Linked DNA regions of Homo sapiens: region 1 is linked to region 2. A link is a contact called in ENCODE Hi-C or POLR2A ChIA-PET data. All regions are on one chromosome and are shown on one strand. The core of a region is the stretch at or near the end of the contact, and the rest is flanking DNA. Distances in the headings are between cores, read along the strand shown.

Evidence for each region. A loop is a pair of places that touch in the nucleus more often than their neighbours do. ChIA-PET counts read pairs that join two places held with the same protein, here RNA polymerase II (POLR2A). Pooled maps may share reads with other maps.
Region 1: a loop to region 2 is called in a map of ascending aorta, with 4 times the contacts of the local background. The contact joins two enhancer-like sites. A Hi-C loop is called at or near these places in 3 of 168 maps with a recorded cell type or tissue (aorta and ascending aorta), 1 of 37 single-sample maps with no recorded cell type and 4 of 50 pooled maps. POLR2A ChIA-PET finds 5 or more read pairs at or near these places in 2 of 52 experiments (HEK293 and HEK293T).

Annotation. Positions count from the first base shown.
Region 1 is chr10:15,484,454-15,490,766 of GRCh38, reverse strand. No RefSeq gene overlaps it. Among named protein-coding and RNA genes, the nearest start is that of FAM171A1, 120 kb to the right of the region's middle. Within about 2 kb of position 4,631, at least 2 of the 41 ENCODE cell types and tissues checked have a DNase peak (open chromatin) inside an H3K27ac peak, as active enhancers do; they include ascending aorta, where a contact is called at or near this core.
Region 2 is chr10:15,436,372-15,442,940 of GRCh38, reverse strand. No RefSeq gene overlaps it. Among named protein-coding and RNA genes, the nearest start is that of FAM171A1, 68 kb to the right of the region's middle. Within about 2 kb of position 3,213, at least 16 of the 41 ENCODE cell types and tissues checked have a DNase peak (open chromatin) inside an H3K27ac peak, as active enhancers do; they include ascending aorta, where a contact is called at or near this core.

The DNA of each region.
Region 1 (6,313 bases), core at 3,382-5,881, 46 kb before region 2:
CGGTGGCTCACGCCTGTAATCCCAGCACTTTGGGAGGCCGAGGCGGGCGGATCACGAGGTCAGGAGATCGAGACCATCCCGGCTAAAACGGTGAAACCCCGTCTCTACTAAAAATACAAAAAATTAGCCGGGCGTAGTGGCGGGCACCTGTAGTCCCAGCTACTTGGGAGGCTGAGGCAGGAGAATGGCGTGAACCTGGGAGGCGGAGCTTGCAGTGAGCCGAGATCCCGCCACTGCACTCCAGCCTGGGTGACAAAGCGAGACTCCGTCTCAAAAAAAAAAAAAAAAAAAACTCATGTAGAAATAGAAAAATAGGCCAATAGGCCGGGCTCAGTGGCTCATACCTGTAATCCCAGCACTTTGGGAGGCCGAGGTGGGAGGATCACTTGATGCCAGGAGTTCGAGACCAGCCTGGCCAAAATGGCAAACCCCATCTCTACTAAAAATACAAAAATTAGCCAGGCGTAGTGGCGGGCACCTGTAATCCCAGCTACTCAGAGGCTGAGGCACGAGAATTACTTGAACCTGGGAGGTGGAGGTTGCAGTGAGCTGAGATCGCGCCACTGCACTCCAGCCTGGGTAACAGAGCGAGACTCTCTCTCAAAAAAGAAAAAAAAAGAAAGAAAAGAAAAGAGAGCAATGGAAAGAAATGAAGAGTCCAGGAACTAGAGGGAAACAGCACATGTGCACACACAAAAATTTATCGTATGATTCAAATATATTCATGGAAAAGAACTGCTCTTCAACACTATTGAAACAATGGACTACCAGTTTGGGGGAGAAATGAAGACTGATCCTTACCTTACATCCTATATCCAAATAAGTTCTAAATAGATTGAGGTTTAAATATTTTTAAAATAATATTTAGAAGGCTAAGACTGAAAGATTGCTTGAGGCCAAGAGCTCAACACCAGCCTGGGCAACATAGCCGGACCTCATCTCTACGAAACAATTAAAAAATTAGCCAGGTCTGGTGGCATGTGCTGGTAGTCCCAGCTACCTCAGAGGCTGAGATGGGAAGATTGTTTAAGCCCAGGAGTTCAAGGCTGCAGTGATCTATGGTGGTGCCACTGCACTCCAGCACTGCAGCCTGGGTGACAGAGCGAGCCTCCATTTCTAAAATATAATCATGCCATCATCATCATCATCATCATCATCATCATCATCATTATCATCATCATCTCTTAAAAGTATTTGAAGAAAAATGAGTAGAGTATTATAATTCTACTATTCTTATTAAGTAAGAAAAAATACTCTGATTTTGAAAAGAAAAAATATAAATAAGTTCAGCAACGTAAAAGTTTTAAACTTCCCTACCACAAAAATTAATAAAAGACCTATGATATACTGTAAGTTTAAAGGTAAATAATAAGATAGGAGAAATATTTGCAATGCACCTTTTTAAAGGCGAATATAGAAGAGCATCTTACAAATCAAACCGCACTAGAAAAATGGGCAAAACACAGAGGCAATTCACAAAGGTGGAAATAAACGTACCATGAAACGCTGTTAAAGATCAAAGAAAATCATCTAAAACAACAATGATGGATCATATTTCACCCATCAGATTGGCAAAGACTAAAAAATAGTGACCCTACCGAGCGTTAGCATGGTGTGAGAAAATGAGATCCTTTTATCCACTGCTTGTGGGAGTGGAAATTTACACTCCCTTTTAGAGGGTGATATGGCACTGGGTGTCCAAACTCAAAATACACCTATCCTTTGACCAGCAATTTCACTTCTGGGAATTTATCCTAGAGAAATAGTTAGCCAGGTATGGAAAGATGAAGGCATGCAACATTGCAAGGGAGGTACCAGGTGGGATGGGATCACCGATACTCAATAAGTCCTGGGGACAGGAGTGCAGAGAAGAGGATACCAGCAGATTTCCAAGAGGCAGGGATGCTGGAGGCCCGTTTCAGAGGCAGGTGGGAGGAGTAACAGAAAAAGATGAGAGGATAAAGGCCAAGAGAGAACGTTCTGCAGTTGCCAACAAAAACTGGGGCCGGGATCATATAAGAATGAGTGAGGGGAAATGCTGGAGAGAAAACAGTGATAAGAATATTAGTGGCCGGGCAAGGTGGCTCACGCCTGTAATCCCAACACTTTGGGAGGCCGAGGCGGGCCAATCACTTGAGGTCAGTTCAAGACCAGCCTGGTCAACATGGTGAAACCCCGTCTCTACTAAAAATACAAAAATTAGCCAGGCATGATGGCGGGCGCCTGTAATCCCAGCTACTTGGGAGGCTGAGGCAGGAGAATCGTTTGAACCCGGGAGGCAGAGGTTGCAGTGAGCTGAGTTTGGGCCACTGCACTCCAGCCTGGGTGACAGAGCTAGACTGTCTCAAAGAAAAAAAAGCAAAAGGAAAGTAAGTAAAAAGAAAAGTGATGGCTACTAATAATGATGCCCACCTTACAGATGACAAAACTGAGGTCTGCCCTCACAGGTTAACACAGCTGGTCACATAACTTATAGCAACAGAGATGGAATTTGAGCGCAGCCCCATCTAACTGCAGAACCCAGGCCACGGTAAGGAATCTGGACTCGCTCCTGGTGGCCATGGGCTGCCGTGTGACTACTTAGGTTTGCCTTAGGGGAGTTTTCTCTGGTGGTAGTGTAGCGAGTCTACCAGAGGCCGCGCAGGCAGAGAAAAGGAGAAATCAGTAGGAGTCAATCACAGCAAAGTGAGCTAGAAAAGATGAACTGGGGCCGAGTGTGGTGGCTCATGCCTGTAATCTCAAAAGTTTGGGAGGCTGAGGTGGGCGATCACGAGGTCAGGAGTTCAAGACCAGCCTGGCCAACATGGTGAAATCCTGTCTCCAATAAAAATACAAAAATTAGCCAGACATGGTGGTGCGCACCTGTAGTCCCAGCTACTCAGGACGCTGAGGCGGGAGAATGGCCTGAGCCTAGGAGGTGGAGGTTGCAGTCAGCCGAGATGGCACCACTGCACTCCAGCCTGGGTGACAGAGTGAGACTCCATCTCAAAAAAATAAAAAATAAAAGAAAACAAAAGATGAAATGGGAATGGATCTGCGATGGGTTTGAAAGCTACTAGGAGAGCAAATCCACTGGCCTGAGGGAGCTGTTGAGTAAAGGATGCTGGAGGTCGGGGAGGAATGAGAAAGACTCCTGATTCTAGCGTATGTCACAGGCTGGATGAATGCCAATATCTAAAAACCTGCTGCGTGCTTCTTGAATACACCTTCTCTTCACACTTTTGCTCCCATTCTTCCCTCCCCATGAAACAGCTTCCCCAATTGTCTTCAAGGTGAAATCTTATCCAACCTTCAAAGCCTATCTCAAGGGCCACCTCTCTCATGAAGTGTTTTTTTGTCTGTTTGTTTTTGTTTTTGTTTTGAGATGGAGTCAGGCTGGAGTGCAGTGGTGTGATCTTGGCTCACTGCAACCTCCACCTCCCAGGTTCAAGCAATTCTCCTGCCTCAGCCTCCCGAGAAGCTTTGGGACTACAGGCATGCGCCACCATGCCCAGCTAATATTTGTATTTTTAGTAGAGATGGAGTTTCACCATGTTGGCCAAGCCGGTCTTGCACTCCTGGTCTCAGATGATCCACCTGCCTCTGCCTCCCAAAGTGCTGGGATTACAGGCATGAGCCACCATGCCCGGCCTCTCATGAAGTCTTTACAGAAAATTCTCCCTCCTCCCAGAGTGTGAATCATGGGGCATTTTGATGTTATCTCGTATTTGCCTTTATCTGCCTGATAGTTAATCAATTATGCAGATATCTTGTTTTCCTCCCTTGTCATCCTCCTAATGGAGGCTGGACCTAATGGCAAGGACCACATGGCCACATCATACCCCTTTCCACATTTTTTGCAGTCCCCACCAGAGTCTCCTGTGCACAGTAGATATCTAAATAGTTGAAATAAAGAAAACAAATAGTTTTCCCCCTCTTTCCTCTCTTAGATTTTTGCCTTCCCATCTTTTATAAATATTTCTTGCTCCAGAAGAAACCAAAAGAGTTGGAAGGAATGCCTTCCAACTTCCAACAAAAGAGTTTTGGAATGCCTGCAGGAGATTTTCTTAATCTTCAAACTGGCTGATAACACCACAGGAAACTATCTTAAGGAAAACATAGTGATGAAACAGTAGGGTCCTATTACCACTTCCCTGCTATACTGGCAAAGCAGTACGAGAATAATTTCCAGTGGAATGTCTTCCAAGTGTATATAAATAGTCATGGTCAGCTTGGTGAAAGTGTGTTTCCAAGATGAACTGATAAACTAAGCGAGATAAACGAGGTCAAGTGGACAAGATGGATTGCCTGGTACTTTTATAGAAGGAGTTTGCACATTTGGCCAGAAAGCAATTGCATGAGAGCTCAGATTCTCTGCGGATCTACCTCATTTTAGGGAGCATAATGGAAAATCTTTAATCTTGAAATAATAATAAATCACAAAAAATAAATAAATTGGGGGGAGGATTGTTTACAGAACTAACATATTCTTAAATCCACACTAGGTTATGGAAGGGCATAAACATATATTCAAGCAAGAAATCAGGCTGATCTTGGGTACAAATGAGTCAACCCAACACTCTCCACCATGTAGTGCTTTGGCCATTGCAGTGACACAGTGGGGCCCTTCCAGGAGTTATTCATCCTCTCAACTACTCCATAGACCAAACCAAAATTGCACAACGTGTGTTGGCTGAAACACTAATTCCTTTCCAAAAAAAGAGAGATTCTGAGGTCAAATACATTTAGAAAATGATTAATGTTATAACATTTCTTGAAGAGTCACGTTGCACTTTGGCATAATGAAAGCTCCAAAAATGCCTACTATAAATAAACTTTCACTTCCTTTAAACATATGTTTTCCCAACTTATTTTAGCATGGGACCTTTTGAGGGGAGTAAATGTCAGACCTAGTAACACCAGGTTGAAATAGAGTTCCCGAAAACCACCGAGTAAACTCAGCACCTTACCATCTCTGTTTTTCCTTCCTTCCTCTGAACTTCACTTCTTCCTTTTGAAATTCATGGCTGGGGATGGTAGCTCATGCCTGCAATCCTAGCACTTTGGGATGCCGAGGTGGGAGGATCACCTGAGGTCCAGAGATCATGACCAGCCTGGCCAACTTGGTGAAATGCTGTCTCTACTAAAAATACAAAAATTAGCCAGGTATGGTGGCACATGCCTGTAATCCCAGCTACTTGGGAGGCTGAGGCAGGAGAATCACTTGCTACTATACTTTTACCTGGGAGGCAGACGTTGTAGTGAGCCAAGATCGCACCACTGCCCTCCAGCCTGGGCAACAAGAGTGACACTTTGTCTCAAAAGAAATAAGTAAATAAAATAAATCCAATAGCCACATTGCTCATTTCATCAGAACCCAGAGAAGTAACTAGAAAACGTCAAGGAATAATTTAAGTCATCTGAAATTGCTAATGGGTAATTTGTATTACCTCCCTGGGTAATTTCTGTTTTTACTGAAGCCTTCTGAAACAGAATGGCTTAATTCAAAGGAATGGTGCATATACCAAGAAACTTATGCCTAAAAGTAGCAGAAGAGTCACTTCCTCTTTCCACGCCTAGGGTCATGACTAGGAAAATGAAGGGAAATCACTCCTTTTCCCCCTCCCATCCAAACAACTGCAACGACAATGAAATGTCCTGCTCAACTTTTGTGTAAACTTTGTGCCAAGAGTCACCCCTCATCTTTACCCAGCTCATTTCTCATGGTTCAAGAATCAAAATAAATGTTGCTTCCTCCTCCCAACTCCTAAACTAATATTAAAAAATCAGCTCTCCCCTTTCAGAAAACCCAGGACTGGCGAGGCACGGTGGCTCACGCCTGTAATCCCAGCACTCTGGGAGGCCAAGGTGGGTGGATCACGAGGTCAGGAGATCGAGACCATCCTGGCTAACACGGTGAAACCCCATCTCTACTACAAATACAAAAAATTAGCCGGGCGTGGTAGCAGGTGCCTGTAGTCCCAGCTACTCGGGAGGCTGAGGCAGGAGAATGGCGTGAACCCAGGAGGCAGAGGTTGCAGTGAGCTGAGATCATACCACTGCACTGCAGCCTGGGCAACAGAGCGAGACTCTGTCTTAAAAAGAAAGAAAAGAAAAAAAGAAAACCCGGGACTTCTCCCTCCCTGATCCTATAATTTTATCCCTCTGTGAGTAACAGCTGTTTACTTCTCTGCCTCAACCACCAGACCTTAAAGTTTGTGGAGCCAAAAGTGCTGTCTGTCTTATCTCCTGTTCACCCACGATGGTGCACATAGTTGGAAACAAACAACCTAAAGAATATAGAAATGTGTTTGTTTATTTTTCACCCTGCAGA
Region 2 (6,569 bases), core at 1,964-4,463:
GTCATTTGGGTAATGGACACCCTAAAAGCCCTGACTTAACCACTATGCATGTAAAATAAATTGCACTTGTACCCCACAAATTTATATATATTTTTAAAACAGGTGGAGCATGGTGGCTCATGCCTGTAATCCTAGCACTTTGGGAGGCCAAGGTGGGCGGATCACCTGAGGTTGGGAGTTCAAGACCAGCCTGGCCAACATGGTGAAACCCCGTCTCTATTAAATATACAAATATTAGCCAGTGTGGTGGTGGGCACCTGTAATCCCAGCTACTTGGGAGGCTGAGGCAGGACAATTGCTTGAACCTGGGAGGCAGGGGTTGCAGTGAGCTGAGATCGCACCACTGCACTCCAGACGGGGCGACAGAACAAGACTCCATCTCAAAAAACTAAATAAATAATAAATAATAAATAAACTCACTGGTTGCTACTCTGGTTGCTTCTGAGGGTGGAGCGAGAAGGGACACATACAATGGGGTGCTCAGGCCTCCCCTAGGAACAGGGAGACACCCTCTGCAGTGGAGAAGGCGATGGTTGCTGAGACAGTCCTCGGAGGAGAACCCAGGACGGCTTCCCTGCAGAAGGAAGTGACTCAGCCGCGGAGGACTGCAGGATCAATCGGAGCAGATCAGGTAAAGGAGTGCAGGGGCTGGGGACAGAGCAAATCGCCAGGCTGGAGAAACAGCACACAGCAAAGCCGGAGGCCAGAAAGAGCGTGGCTGGCTGCAGAAGCTGAAAGTTCAGTAAGGCTGGGATTCCCAGATAAGGAAACGCAGTGTGGAGCCATGACGCTAGAAAGGTAAGTAGAGGCCGAGCTGGAAAGTTCCCAAGCCAGAATTTTGTTTTGTTTCGTTTTATTTTTGAGACGGGATCTTGCTCTGTCACCCAGGCTAGAGTGCAGCGGCACGATCATGGCTCTGTGCAGCCTTGACTTCCCCGGCTCAAGCGATCCTCCCACCCCAGCCTCCTGAGTAGCTGGGACCACAGTCAGGTACCACCATACCTGGCTGATGTTTGTGTTTTTTGTAGAGATGGGATTTCACTATGTTGCCCAGGCTGGTCTTGAACTTCTGGGCTCAACGATCCTCCCACCTCCGGCTCCCAAAGTGCTGGGATTACAGGCAGGACCCACTGCACCTGGCCTCAAGCCAGAGTTTGAACTTGATATAGTGGGCAATGGACCACTTGTGATGGTAAAATGCCTTATGCAGAGGAGTATCATGACCAGATCAATGTTTTTAAACAATCGCTATGTTCTCCATTTCTTTGGTTTTTATTTCTGATTTTTGAAATAAGTTTGTTTTTTATTTATACATAATAGATGTACATATTTGGGGGTACATGTAATCATTTAATTCATTCATATAATTTTTAGAGATCAAATAGGTATGATTGGATTATCCATCACCTTAAATATTGTTTTTTCCTCATAACACCTGAATTATTCTCTTTTAGCTGTTTTAAAATATAAAATAGATTATTATAAACTACAGCCACCCTACTGATCTTTCAAACACTAGGTCTTATTTCTATCAAACACTAGGTCTTATCCCTTAGATCAAGCTGTATCTTCACTTCTTTTGCATTTTCCTACGTGCTCTTGACTGCAGTTCTCCACGTAAGGATTTAAAGGCACAGGTTTTTAACGTTGCTAGATTTCCCAAGGAAATTTAAATTTGAATTTTTTTTTCTTTAGCTCTAGGTAGAAAGAGGCCAGAAAGGTGCATCCAACTCTAGAAAAGAAATTATCCCAAGAGTCAGGAAAGGCTGCCAGGAGGCACTGCAGGATCTACCCTTAGGATACTGTGTGGTCGGGTTGGTGAAAACCACGGCCCTTTGTGTTTAGGTTCAAAGCCACGGCCCTTTGTGCAGGACTCTGTGGAGGCCCTGAAGAAGTGGCTTCCAGGGGGGACAAGAATGGCTGTATTATAAGGAGACTAATCAGCCTATTGAGGAGTAGGTGTAGGGGTGTGGGAGAGTGGGGAGAGCTCAGGGTCCCTATAGTGTGGCACGTGTTAATAACAGCCAAAGCTTATGTAGAATTGATTCTATGCCGGGCAGTCTCCTGAGGACCCTCTACATGTATATCAGCTCAGTTAGTCCAATGACTCTGTGGCAGAGGGACCTTTATGAACCCCATTCTCCAAAGAAACTAACACCCAGAGTGGTTAAATAATGTGCCCAGGGCACCAAGCTGATGAGTAGCTGTGCTGGAGTCAAAACTGCACTTGCAGAGCCAACTACACCCGTTCCATCCCCAGCCAAGTCTGTATCCTGGGCGGCAGCCCTGTGACAATCAGAGGCTGTACCGTTCCCTCCACCCTCACGTCACTGCATCTCAGATCCAACCCTCCCAGTCCAGCCGCAGCTCTGATATTGGTCACCCAACTCTACTGCGGTGGAAGATGCCTCTCTCTAACTCCCCGGTCTCTCTATGATTCAAGAAGTGGGGCTGTGGTCCCATCCTGGGGAGAAATTGCACACAAGTGCACGCTGCTAAGGAAGAGGAAAGCACTCCTCAGTTGTACAGATAAATTGTTCACATGGCTTGTTCTCCGCCTCATTCCAGAGCCTCTGTTCAAAGGTCACCTCTTCCTAGAAGCCTTCCCTGACTGCTTGTCTGAAATTCACACACACACATACACACACAAACACACACTACTTATTCCCTAACCCTGCCTGGCTTTTCTTCAAGCACTTTTCATTAGCTAAAATTGCATGGACCATCTGTTTACTTGGATATTATCTTCCTTCCCGGGATATGACAGATATTCTATATAATATAACTGAAATTCCAGGATAGCAGGGCCTTGACCTTCCGCTGCTGTAACCCTAGCTCCTAGAACGTTGTCTGCCAATAAGAGGGCCGCTCAAGAAATTTTTTTTCAATTAATTAATTGAAAACATTGAAGAGCGAATGAAAGCGTTGTTGATTACCTCGCAGCCCCACCTCTGCCAGGGTTGCTTTAGCCCTGGAAGCATAGATCCTCTTCCTTCTCATCTCTTTCTCTCTTTTTTTCTTTTTCTCCTACCTCTGCTTCTACAAGCTCAATCGTGCAAAAAAAGGAAACAAAACAGTGCTTGGAGCTCTTCCTCACCCTCTGTTTCTGAGTCTACGCTGGCTGGCTGAGACTTGCTTCTTACTGTGTACGGGAGGAGAGCAGGGTGTGGATTCTGTCATGACCTGGTTCCCGCTGATATCCTGCCTGTCACCGTGAAACTGACTAAACACTTCCCAGATTTCCGTCCTGTGAAAAAGTGAGCTGCGTCATTCCCCAGCACGACGTGGGCCCGCGAACTCTTTCCTTTGGAGTTGTGTCCAGAGGGTTGTTGGGAGTCTGTCTAAAGATAAGTGGGGAGATTTGGAGAGCACACAAAATGAGTGTAAACCCCAAGGGATAGGAATTCCTCTGCCATCAGTGAGAAAAAAAACAAACCGGTGTGGGCTTTGCCTGCATTTCCCGTGGTGAAGGGAAGGGGAGCTCTCTCTCCCAGCTTGCCCTGCTGCTGGCCTCAAAGTCAGCTCTCTGTCAACTGTCTCCTCTGATCCTTCATCCCAAACAAAATCACAGAAGGCAGTGCAGGGTAAGAGAGGTTGGCCAGCTGGACTTTGGCCATAAAATGAAATCCAGGGCAAAGTTCTAAAATAAGGGAGGTCTGCTTTTGAAATTGTCATTGTTTTTCTCATTCTGGACTCCCCTACCACAAATTTTGCTCAACTAAAATGGAAAAACAGCAAGGCATCATCTTCATGTAAATATTGGAACACAAGGATGCTACCTAGAAGAAAAGAATACCCATGGAAGAAACCAACTTTGAGAGGCTTTTGTGTGTGTGTATGAGACAGGGTCTTGCTGTGTCACCCAGGCTAGAGTGCAGTGGTGCGATCATAGCTCACTGCACCCCCAAACTCCTGAGTTCATGCGATCCTCCCATCTCAGCCTCCTGCCTAGCTGATAGGCACATACCACCATGCCTGGCTAATTTTTAAATTCTTTTTATGGAGATCAGCTCTCGCTATTTTGCCCAGGTTGGTCTCAAATTCCTGGGCTCAAGTGATCCTCCTGCCTCAGCCTCCTGAGTATCTGGGACTGCAGGTGCACACCACCATACCTGGCTAATTTTTAAATTTCCTTCATAGAGATGGGGTCTTGCTAGTTTGCCCAAGCTGGTCTTGAACTCCTGGCTTCAAGTGATCCTCCCACTGTGGCCTCCCAAAGTGCTGGGATTACAGGTGTGAGCCTCCATGCCCAGCTGAAGTATTCTTCAAGAATACTCAACATGTGAGACATGTGAGCATTCAGAAGACATGGTAAATATTCAGTACCAAGTCTGAATAATAATAATTGTCATTAATATTATTTTAGAGACAGGGTTTTGTTCTATCACCCAGGCTTCAGTGCAGTCAGAATCATAGCTAACTGCAGCCTCAAACTCCTGGGCTCAGGTGATCCTCCTGCCTCAGCCTCCATGGTAGCTAGAACTACAGGTGCACACCACCATGTCCAGATGACTTTATTATTTTTATGTTGTAGAGACAGGGGTCTCTGTGTTGCCCAGGCAGGTCTCAAACTCCTGGGCTCAAGTGATCCTCCCACCTCAGCCCAAGTCTGAATGATAATAATTATTATTATTATTATTTTTCTTTTTTTGGATGGAGTCTCACTCTGTTTCCAGGCTGGAGTGCAGTGGCATCATCTCGGCTCACTGCAACCTCTGCTTCCTGAGGTCAAGTGATTCTCCTGCCTCAGCCTCCCGAGTAGCTGGGATGACAGGCACGCACCACCACGCCCAGCCAATTTTTGCATTTTTAGTAGAGACGGGGTTTTACCATGTTGGCCAAGATGGTCTCGATCTCTTGACCTCCTGATCCTCCTGCCTCGGCCTCCCAAAGTGCTGGGATTACAGGCGTGAGCAACCATATCCAGCCTGAATAATTATTAATAACACATATCTTTACCAGGTTTATGTGAATCACTGAACAGTTTATGTCAGTAAATTTTTAATTAGTATAAATTGTTATTTCTGTTTGGAATGTTTTAGGCAAAAGTTAACTAAATTGTTTGTCATTATATAATTATAATTATATATTACATATAATTATATAAATTATATATTACATATAATTATATAAATTATATAATATAAATTATTTTATATCACTCCAAATTCTTATTGTATACTTGGAGAAAATAGTTTACTCTTTATCTACATTTCAAAAATTTTTCGCAGCCCTTCAAGATCTCTGGACATGTTGCCTCACAATTTTCTTTGTCTTCATCCACAAAATTCCCTTTTTCTCCATAATAAACTTTTCATCACCAACAATAATATTTACTGAACAGTGTACTAAACACTTTCATCTTGGACCATAACTGTTCAGATTAACATGCTGTAGGAGCTTCAGATGGCCATAAAAATCCTCTTCTCCGTTAGGTTCTTTGGTTTTTGTCTCCAAATATTTCCTTCCCATTCATTTTATCACACGCCTTTGAACACTGGATTTTTCTCTAGATCTTCGACGTGTCTCCAGTCTGGACTCCTTTTTCCATTTCAACAGCTTTTTAAATAATGCAATTGAGACCACATTAAGAAATGTTTACATTGTCAACACCCTTTAAGAATGTATATCCTTAAAATGGAGTAAATATGAAGAGACCATACTCATTCAAATCCAAAATATAAAAGCCTCCTCACATTACATCTTTGAAGTATCAACATGCCATGAAAATTTTTTGTCTTGAGATCTTTCCCAACTGGGACTTATTTAGATCTAGCAATAACTTTCACCTTTTCTTCTAAACTCAAAGGAGTCTAGGGCAGAATTTCCACATCTAGACAAAACAGAATAATCATTTTTGTTCTCTCCCAGATCTTTTTCACCCTGAATAGCACTTGCCAGCAAGATGTGAAAAGGAAAAGTTTGCAAGCTCGGACCAACCATTCTGAGGGCTTTGATCTGTCTTTGATTTTGCAGCAATTGGTGCGAATGGTAGACATCTGATTCACCTGCCTTACTCATTCCTGACGCGCACCCTATACCAGCTGCTCTCCACTGACTTTGGTAAGTGCTCTGATGAGTTTTGTTTACCCAGACTTGAGAAGGAGATGTATAAATACAAATGACTGCATAACCACATTTTAGATAAGACATCCTTAAAACGCTCATCAGTAATGTTTTAGAAACTCTTATGGCTGTAGACCAATCTTTTGGAAACAAAATTGTTTCAAGCTTTGGGAAGGCATTTAAAATAAAGAAAAAGAAAAACTAAGCAAGATGAAATAGACAAATTAAAGCAAGAGATATTTTGCCTGCCCTTTTTATTTTTTAATTTGAGATGGAGTCTTACTCTGTTGCCCAGGCTGGAGTGCAGTGGTGAGATCTCGGCTCACTGCAACCTCCACCCCCTGGGTTTAAGTGATCCTCCCAAGCAGCTGTGCGTACACGTGTGTGCCACAACGCCGAGATAATTTTTGTATTTTTAGTAGAGACAAGGTTTCGCCATGTTGGCCAGACTGGTCTCGAACTCCTGACCTCAGGTGATCCACCTACCTCGGCCTCCCAAAGTG